Regions from separate parts of the Homo sapiens genome. Here regions 1 and 3 are each linked to region 2. A link is a contact called in ENCODE Hi-C or POLR2A ChIA-PET data. All regions are on one chromosome and are shown on one strand. Each heading gives the region's core, a stretch centred on a gene start or an enhancer-like site at or near the end of the contact. The rest is flanking DNA. Distances are from core to core; before and after follow the strand shown.

Evidence for each region. Hi-C counts contacts between places; a loop is a spot of excess contacts on that map. ChIA-PET counts read pairs that join two places held with the same protein, here RNA polymerase II (POLR2A). Pooled maps may share reads with other maps.
Region 1: a loop to region 2 is called in a pooled map, with 5 times the contacts of the local background. The contact joins two enhancer-like sites. A Hi-C loop is called at or near these places in 1 of 37 single-sample maps with no recorded cell type and 2 of 50 pooled maps. POLR2A ChIA-PET finds 5 or more read pairs at or near these places in 1 of 52 experiments (Panc1).
Region 3: a loop to region 2 is called in a map with no recorded cell type, with 8 times the contacts of the local background. The contact joins two enhancer-like sites. A Hi-C loop is called at or near these places in 1 of 37 single-sample maps with no recorded cell type. POLR2A ChIA-PET finds 5 or more read pairs at or near these places in 1 of 52 experiments (HCT116).

Annotation. Positions count from the first base shown.
Region 1 is chr6:118,809,331-118,812,030 of GRCh38, forward strand. No RefSeq gene overlaps it. Among named protein-coding and RNA genes, the nearest start is that of ASF1A, 83 kb to the right of the region's middle. Within about 2 kb of position 1,266, at least 7 of the 41 ENCODE cell types and tissues checked have a DNase peak (open chromatin) inside an H3K27ac peak, as active enhancers do.
Region 2 is chr6:118,186,437-118,189,171 of GRCh38, forward strand. The region is part of intron 2 of SLC35F1 (solute carrier family 35 member F1); the gene reads left to right. Among named protein-coding and RNA genes, the nearest start is that of SLC35F1, 280 kb to the left of the region's middle. RefSeq lists a silencer at 1,714-1,927. Within about 2 kb of position 1,340, at least 5 of the 41 ENCODE cell types and tissues checked have a DNase peak (open chromatin) inside an H3K27ac peak, as active enhancers do.
Region 3 is chr6:117,441,089-117,443,788 of GRCh38, forward strand. No RefSeq gene overlaps it. Among named protein-coding and RNA genes, the nearest start is that of ROS1, 16 kb to the left of the region's middle. Within about 2 kb of position 1,408, at least 3 of the 41 ENCODE cell types and tissues checked have a DNase peak (open chromatin) inside an H3K27ac peak, as active enhancers do.

The DNA.
Region 1 (2,700 bases), core at 16-2,515, 620 kb after region 2:
CAAGAATCTGAACTAAAAAGCTTGAATCAGAAAGATGTAGGTAGGGCATCATCTGGCAAGGTCAGAGAAAGTCACAGCTGGAGCCAGGCCCCAAAGTAGTTCAAAAGCCAGAGGGTAGCTGGAGCAGATAAGCCTTGAGTGAGCACAGAACGTGGGGCTGCTGGGAGGAACAGGAAACTGGAGCACACTCATTGAGAGAGGCAACAACACGGGACCTTGAGGATCCAGGAGAGGCTGAGGGAACAGTTTCAGTCCTGACTTTCCAGTTCTGGGCCCATGTGGCCTGGTGAGACTTTGTTGCCTGTCCTTAATGAGACTCCCTGCTGTATCCCTACAGCAAACTTGCCTTTATTTCAGCTAGCTTCTGAGGGTTTCCTTTTCTGTAACTCAGCAATATGTAATAGATAGGCCTGATCCTCAGCCTTTATGGACAAGACCGCTGAAGACGGCGAAGCCACACTGTTGGCTAGTTCTAGAACCCAATTTGCCTTGTTCTTAGTTTTGTTCTATTACCCAGTCTATGTTGTTTTTTTTTTTAAATTTGAGACGGAGTCTCACTCTGTCATCCAGGCTGGAGAGCGGTGACACAATCTCAGCTCAGTGCAACCTCCACCTACCGGGTTCAAGCGATTTTCCTGCCTCAGCCTCCCAAGTAGCTGGGTCTACAGAAGCGTACCACCTCACCCCACTAATTATTGTATTTTTAGTAGAGGCGGGGTTTCACTATATTGGCCAGGCTGGTGTTGAACTCCTGACCTCAAGTAATCTGCCCACCTCGCACTCTATGTATTATTGAGCACTGAAAAAGTTAGATCTCAAAATAGTAAGCAATATTCCAGCATTGGTTTTGCTTATCATGAAAACTGTAAGTTAAACCAAGTTTGTTCCCACATAAAAACACACCTGATACAAATGCTTGCTTTCTGTCGGTTCACCTCTACCAAGGAATTGCAATTCCAACTAAACATAAAGAAGAGTGGCCTAAAAATAATTTGCATTCACAAGATATAGAAATTACTCATTTCTCGGTAAGTCCTGGCCCAGTATGTATATCCCATTTCCTCCCTTAAACTGTATCTTGCACCGGACTATTCACAGACACAATTTTTTAAAATTTAGTTTAATATCTGTCAAGTTCACTTTTATTACAAATATTACCCTTAGATGCATTTTCAAGCCTTTAAGGAAGAGATGTGGCAGTGGAACAGATACAAGAACTACTGAGTGTGTCATAAGGGGCGGTTGCCACCACTTCCTGTGCATGTCCTCTGAGTGACAGTGAAGAGGATGTGTGTGGGTAATGGCTCCCCGTATACCTGGGGGGCTATGTCACATGCAAGACAGAACACTGACAGGAACACCCCAATTGGAGTGGGTACTAATGTGAGCCAGGGCGCTTTTATCTTTCTTGAATGTTAATAAGGAAAGCAAGCTCAGAGGATGGTTTTGAACACTGAGGAAGAAGCACTGGCTTAGCTTCCTACATTGTGATGTTAATAGGTTTGGAAACTGGTTGTTTGGTAAGTTGCATCTGAAAGGTTCACCAGGTCCCAGGAAGTCTCTAGTGACCTAGAATTCAAGGTTGGATAGTTTCTGAACTCCTAAATATTGTGAACTGGCTAAAGGCAAGCTCTCTGAGTTAACCTAGGATTTTCTCTAGCATTCCACCCGTTAAGCAGAAGGTTTAGCACATGGAGAAGGAACAGAAATCAAGTATGCCTACAGAATGTGTAAGTTTGTTAGAATTAAAATTTGTCAACCAAGAATAAATGTTTAATGTTTTGGTATACCTTCAAAAAAGTTTAAAATTTGCATTAAGCCACAGAGTTAAAGATATCAGAATAATATGTTTGTTTTGCTCATATTTCTATAAGACACCAAAAATTACAATAAAATTCCTATTATACATTTTAGAATACTACATATGCACTGAAGATTAATCTTTTACAGTATCAGAAAATTCCATTATCTCATATAGTTACAATAGAATTTAAATTCTGGTTTAGCCCTCTCACAGATAAAATTAAGTATAGTTTTTATTGTGTTTAGATAATTTTACATTATTAAAATGTTTTCAAGAAGTACACTGGGACTGAAATCAAAATATTTTGGCAACTTGATTCAGAATTAAAGGTTTTTTGTTTGTTTGTTTGTGAGACAGGGTCTTACTCTGTCACCCAGGCTGGAGTGCAGTGGCATGATCTTGGCTCACTGCAACCTCCGCCTCCCAGGTTCAAGTGATTCTCCTGCCTCAGCCTCCCGAGTAGCTGGGATTACAGGCGCCTACCACCACACCCAGCTAATTTTTGTATTTTTAGTAGAGACGGGGTTTCACCATGTTGGCCAGACTGGTCTTGAACTCCTTACCTCAAGTGATCCACCCACCTCAGCTTCCCAAACTGCAGGGATTACAGGTGTGAGCCACCGCACCCGGCCAAAGGTTATTTTTTACACCTCTCTTTATTGAACAGAAATGTGACCTGTGAGACTGTTCATATTCCCCCAAGACAATCCATGTGCTTCCTTGATACACACATTAAAGACCATACAAGAGAAAGTTTTAGTCATCATGAAATCACGTCTATAACAAAAGTAGGACACAGCAGGATAAAACATGACCTCAGGACATCAAAACACTTTCCAGCTCTGAACCTACTAAACTTGACCCAACAGCAGTGGAAGAACTTTTGCCCATTAGTG
Region 2 (2,735 bases), core at 90-2,589:
AGGTTCCTTTATTTTATGCATTGCCATAGCTGCATGGCAAAAGCATTTACTCCTTTTGTACTAAATCACTGTCTTCCTCCTCCCTTCCCAATCTTTAGTTTTTTAAACTATTCCTAAGATAATATAAGTATTTCATTTTGACTAAGTTTACTGGGATTGGGTCTGCCCAATTTTCAAATAACAAATACATAGTGGTTCAACATTCATGGCATTCATTCAGTAAGCATTGACTGAGCTGCTTTTATTTGCTAGATACCAAGCTAGGTGCTAGAGATATAAAAGTGAATAGGACCTGTAGTCCACAGTCTCTAAATGAGGCCATAAATGATCCATCCCCAGGGAAATGGTGAACTCAGAGAACCCCACAATGCAAATCAAGGTACAGCTTTTCCTGTCTGATGAACTGTTAAGGACTTAAGATAAGTTTCCTAGACAACTTGAACCAAAGCCAGCTTCCCAGGGTTTTGGGTTATCTTCTAAAGCTGATGTAGTCATAAATTTTCTATAGACTCCCAGCCCTTCCAGAGATTCCTCTGTTTTCCCATATCAATCCAATTACTCATGCCCAACTGTCTCTCATTCTATCTCTCTATCTCATTCTATCTCTCTGGACCTTTATTCTGGAGAGATCTCATTTTCTTGTAATGTGTACAAGTTGTGATTTGTTCACTACCCCATGCTCTCTGTCACTGACTCAAAATCTGAAATGAGATAATGTATGTAACAACAGCCTGCACTAGGCAGGCATGTGAATGTTACCTCTCTTCTCCCTTCTTCCCCAAAATGCCAATGCTGAAATTGCTTCTCTGTCAAATGGAGCACTCACATTTTGAGAGCTTGTTTTTATTTCTATTTCTTTCTCCCTCACCATCTTTGCCGAGACTGACAAATGTTCCAGTTAATGCCAAGCCCCCTTCCCTCAGATGTAAGAAAAAAGAGGCCTGAAAATTGTAACCAACTCATGAAAATAGTTCTCTGAGCAGATAAGTGAAAGTGAAACAACAAAAAGAAGTTGAATTTTTTCCTGCACTGTTTCACCTTTTGGTCATGACAAGACTTCTTCAATGATAATGGAATGTACACTTTGCTCTGTTTTTTCCTTGACAGCCCTTAATCAGTTTTCCCCTAGTTATCCAGCGCGTGGGTGGCTGGAGGGACTTCTCCCAAAGCTTCAAGATGAAATGACTTTCTGAGAGATGTATGAACCAAGACTCCAGCCCACTCAAAGTACAGATCCTAATGAGTCATTTCAATTTTAGGAAGCATATTAATCTAAAAGGTGCCTGAGCCAGAAAACAAAATTCTCTTGACTGTGAGAGTTAAAAATAGTTTTTGTTACAAGCAAAGGGGAAACTCCTCCTAGCATATAAATCATTCACCATTGCCACATGGAAGATGTCAACTTAGGCTGGTGTCTCTGGCTTTTGCCAGACACAGAGTTGTTTCAAAAATAATGGCATAAATTCCTATTGCCCAATTCCTCTGGGACCACTACATAAAGCATTTAATTCATATTCTGTCAAGTCATTGAGCAGTCAGCACTTACCAAAGAACTTAATACTGAATGTGATTGCTTCATTATGTGTAACTATCTTTAACTTGAGCAATAATGCTATGGGGTCACTTAGAACTTGACACAGAGTCGCAGATTGAAGGGGAGGTCTGCTGCCACAGACACCAGCTGACCTCCTGACAAAATGATTCACTTTTTCCTGGTAGTGGCACTCCAGATTCTCAGAAAATTCCTTTTACATTTGTTATACTTTTGTCTTTCAAGTTGTCTTCATTTACTAAAGTTCAGTGAAAGAAAATCACAGTATAGGAAAAACTAGGCCAGGCACGGTGGCTCACGCCTGTAATCCCAGCACTTTAGGAGGTGGAGGCGGGTGGATCACCCGAAGACAGGCGTTCGAGACAAGCCTGGCCAACATGGTGAAACCCCGTCTCTACTAAAAATACAAAAAGTAGCTGAGCGTGGTGGCATGCACCTGTAATCCCAGCTACTCGGGAGGCTGAGGCAGGAGAATCACTTGAACCTGGGAGGCAGAGGTTGCGGTGAGCCAAGACCGTGCCGTTGTACTCCAGCCTGGGCAACAAGAGCAAAACTCCATTTCAAAAAAAAAAAAAAGGAAAAACTATACTTCTGGTTGAAATCCCTTAAACTTATTGGACAGTGCATTGGTAATTCAGTATCATGTTTCTTAAAGAAAAAGAAAAACAAGATCTTTTAAGGCTGAATAATATCTCATTGTATATATACACCACATTTTCTTTATCCTTTCATTCATTAACAGACACTTACGTTGTTTCCATATCTTGGCTATTGTGCTTTGATGAACAAGAGAGTACAGATATCTCTTCAACATACTGATTTCATTTCCTTTGGGTATATACCCAGAAAAGGCATTTCTCGGTCATATGATAGTTTTATTTCTTACTTTTTTGAGGAAGTTTCATAACCTGCACTGATTGACATTTTTGTTTGTTTGTTTTTTGAGACAGAGTCTTACTCTCACTCAGGCTGGAGTGCAGTGGTGCAGTCATGGCTGACTGCAGCCTCGACCTCCTGGGCTCGAGCAATCCTCCCACCTCAACCTCTCAAGTAGCTGGGACTACAGGTGTGAACCACCATGCCTGGCTAGTTTTTAAATTTTTTTGTAGAGAGGGAATCTCACCATGTTGTTCAGGTTAGTCTTGAACTCCTGGACTCGCAATCCTCCTGCCTCGGCCTCCTA
Region 3 (2,700 bases), core at 158-2,657, 750 kb before region 2:
ACACCATCTCCTAGAAATTACACAGTAATTACGCCATGGACTCCCATATTAGTCATGTCCAACCCTGATGTCACCACTTATAAGCTAAGTGACCACAGGAGTTACTTAAGTTCTGTCTGCCTCAATTTTCTCATCTGTAAATGGAGGTAATAACTGATTCAACCTCAAAATGTTGGTACCCGCCACTTGGGAAATTCCTAATAAATTACCTCACATGTTTTAAAATTTTGTAATTTTAGAAGTTCATGTTGTTCAAGTTAGAGGGTAAATTAGTCATAATGATTTGTCACATAAAGATTCAACAGTTATTTATTGCCTGCTATTTGCCAAAGACTGCAAGGCACTGTGAAGACAACAGTGAACTAAACAGATAAAAATCCCTGTCCTCATCTGGGTAGGGCTGGGGGAGGACAGGGCAGACATAAGCAAGTAAAACATGTAAGTTATTATTTGGTGAAAAGTATTAAAGAGAAAAAAGGACAGGCTTGTAGGGATTGAGGGCTAGGTGTGCAGGCTGCTATTTTAAATATAATAACATTACTTACCCCTTACACAATTTTGTTAATTATTAGTGAGATATTAAGTTTATGATTTTAATTAAAACCATGAATTAGTCTTTCCTAAGTCAACGAGGTTATCTGCTCACAAATTAAAAACATCTACACAAATTTTTGTAGCTATTTATATTTAATGAAAAAGTTTATCAGCATTTCTCACATACTTTCAATGAGAGCACTCTGACCACTTAAAGATCACAAGTAAGCATAAAGTGTCTCATTTTAGAAGTTCTATCGTAATGATAGAAGTACTATTTAAACTCATAGAAGATGAAGGAGTAGGAAACCATGCCTTCAGACTTAGCAAAGATCCTCATTTCTTTCTTCAATCACCTAGTCTGCATTTGCAAATATTGCAACATACATTTCAGACAAAGTTTTCAATTGTACCCTTTGATACAAAATTTCACAATGCAAAATGGTTGCAAAATTCCTCCAACATATAACAATACAATATTTACTTTACTCTCAAAGACTTGGCTTCGAAAGCAGGTTAGTGCAAACCACAGGCACCAGAACATTAATAGGAAAGAGTCTAGAGAGTGGACCTCAGTGCAGATCTGCAGTATCATCAAGAAAGCAGGCTTGTGTGCCCATTGCCTGCCTAGTGAGTGGGAAGTAAACTGCTTTGGGAGCTTCTTTCAAGATTCCTATTTAAAAGGTCATTATTAAGGAAAAGAGAGTCTGCCGTAGGAATTTTGAAGATATGCTATTGTATTAGTATGTTTTCATGCTGCTGATAAAGACATACCTGAAACCGGGAAGAAAAAGAGGTTTAATGGACTTACAGTTCCACGTGGCTGGGGAGACCTCACAATCATGGCGGAAGGCAAGGAGGACCAAGTCACATCTTACACGGATGGCAGCAGGCAAAAAGAGAGTTTGGGCAGGGAAACTCCCCCTTTTCAAAACCATCAGATCTCATGAGACTTATGCGCTATCATGAGAACAGCATGGGAAAGACCCGCCCCCATGATTCAATTACCTCCCACCAGGTGCCTCCCACAACACATGGGAATTCAAGATGAGATTTGGCTGTGCGGACACAGACAAACCATATCAGCTATTTAAATTTTTACATAATGTATCAAAGTTTAATTCCCTTGTTTTGAAATATACATGTAATTCAAAATGGTTCTGATTGCTTCTGCCTTTGACACAGAATCATAGCCATTTTGAAACAGACATGAGGCATGTTCTCTTAACTTAATGAGTATTTACTACTCACTGGAGAATGGTTTATAAGCATTATCTTGTTCCATTCTCTTAAGACTCAATAAAATAATTGTTAGCATATCCATTTACAGTTGAGAAAACTGAAGCACAAAGAGGTTTAAAAAGTTTCTCAGGTACACACAGATAGGAGGTAGCAGAATTGGAAATGAAACCTAAGTTTATGTGACCCTAAAGTTCATAACCTTAACCTTAATATTAAGCTGCTATTAGCCAGATGATGTTTTAAATGAGTCATTAGTATTCTTTTCTTTTTAGGAGGCTGGAATATCTCATTCGAATGGTCCTGCTCCTTTTAAGGAGGAAATTTATTTTATGTATAACTATGACTTCGAAGTTTAGAATAACCCCTACCACCACAAAAAATAAAAACAAAAACCAATGATCAAACACAGAGGAGAAACAATCCCCGAACTACAGGAAATTGCATTCTAAGGGTTGCTATAACTAAACATCTCTCGGTTTTGGAATGTGAATAAAGCTTTCAGGGGTAATGGCAATATTTTAAGTCTATTATTATCCATCGTAATAATAACACTTCTTAAATAAATATTTAATAATAAGCTTAGATTCCTAGAGTCACTGGCACATCTCTTGTTCTCTTCCTATAATCTGGTTTCTAATCTTTCTCTTCAATTTTTAACCTTCTACAGCTGCACTGTCCAGTAGGGTAGCCACTAGTCACATGTGGCAGCTAAGCATTTGACAGGTTGCTAGTACGAATTGGGACACCCTGTAAGTGTAAGCTATCTCAATTGTTAATATCGATTACATATTTAATGATATTTTGATACATTGGGTTAAATAAAATGTTTTTAATTTTATTTAATTTACATTGTATTAGGTTATTCCCAGAATACATGAGATCTACTGCCTATATTTCAAAGGAGTTACTAAAACAGAGATCTAA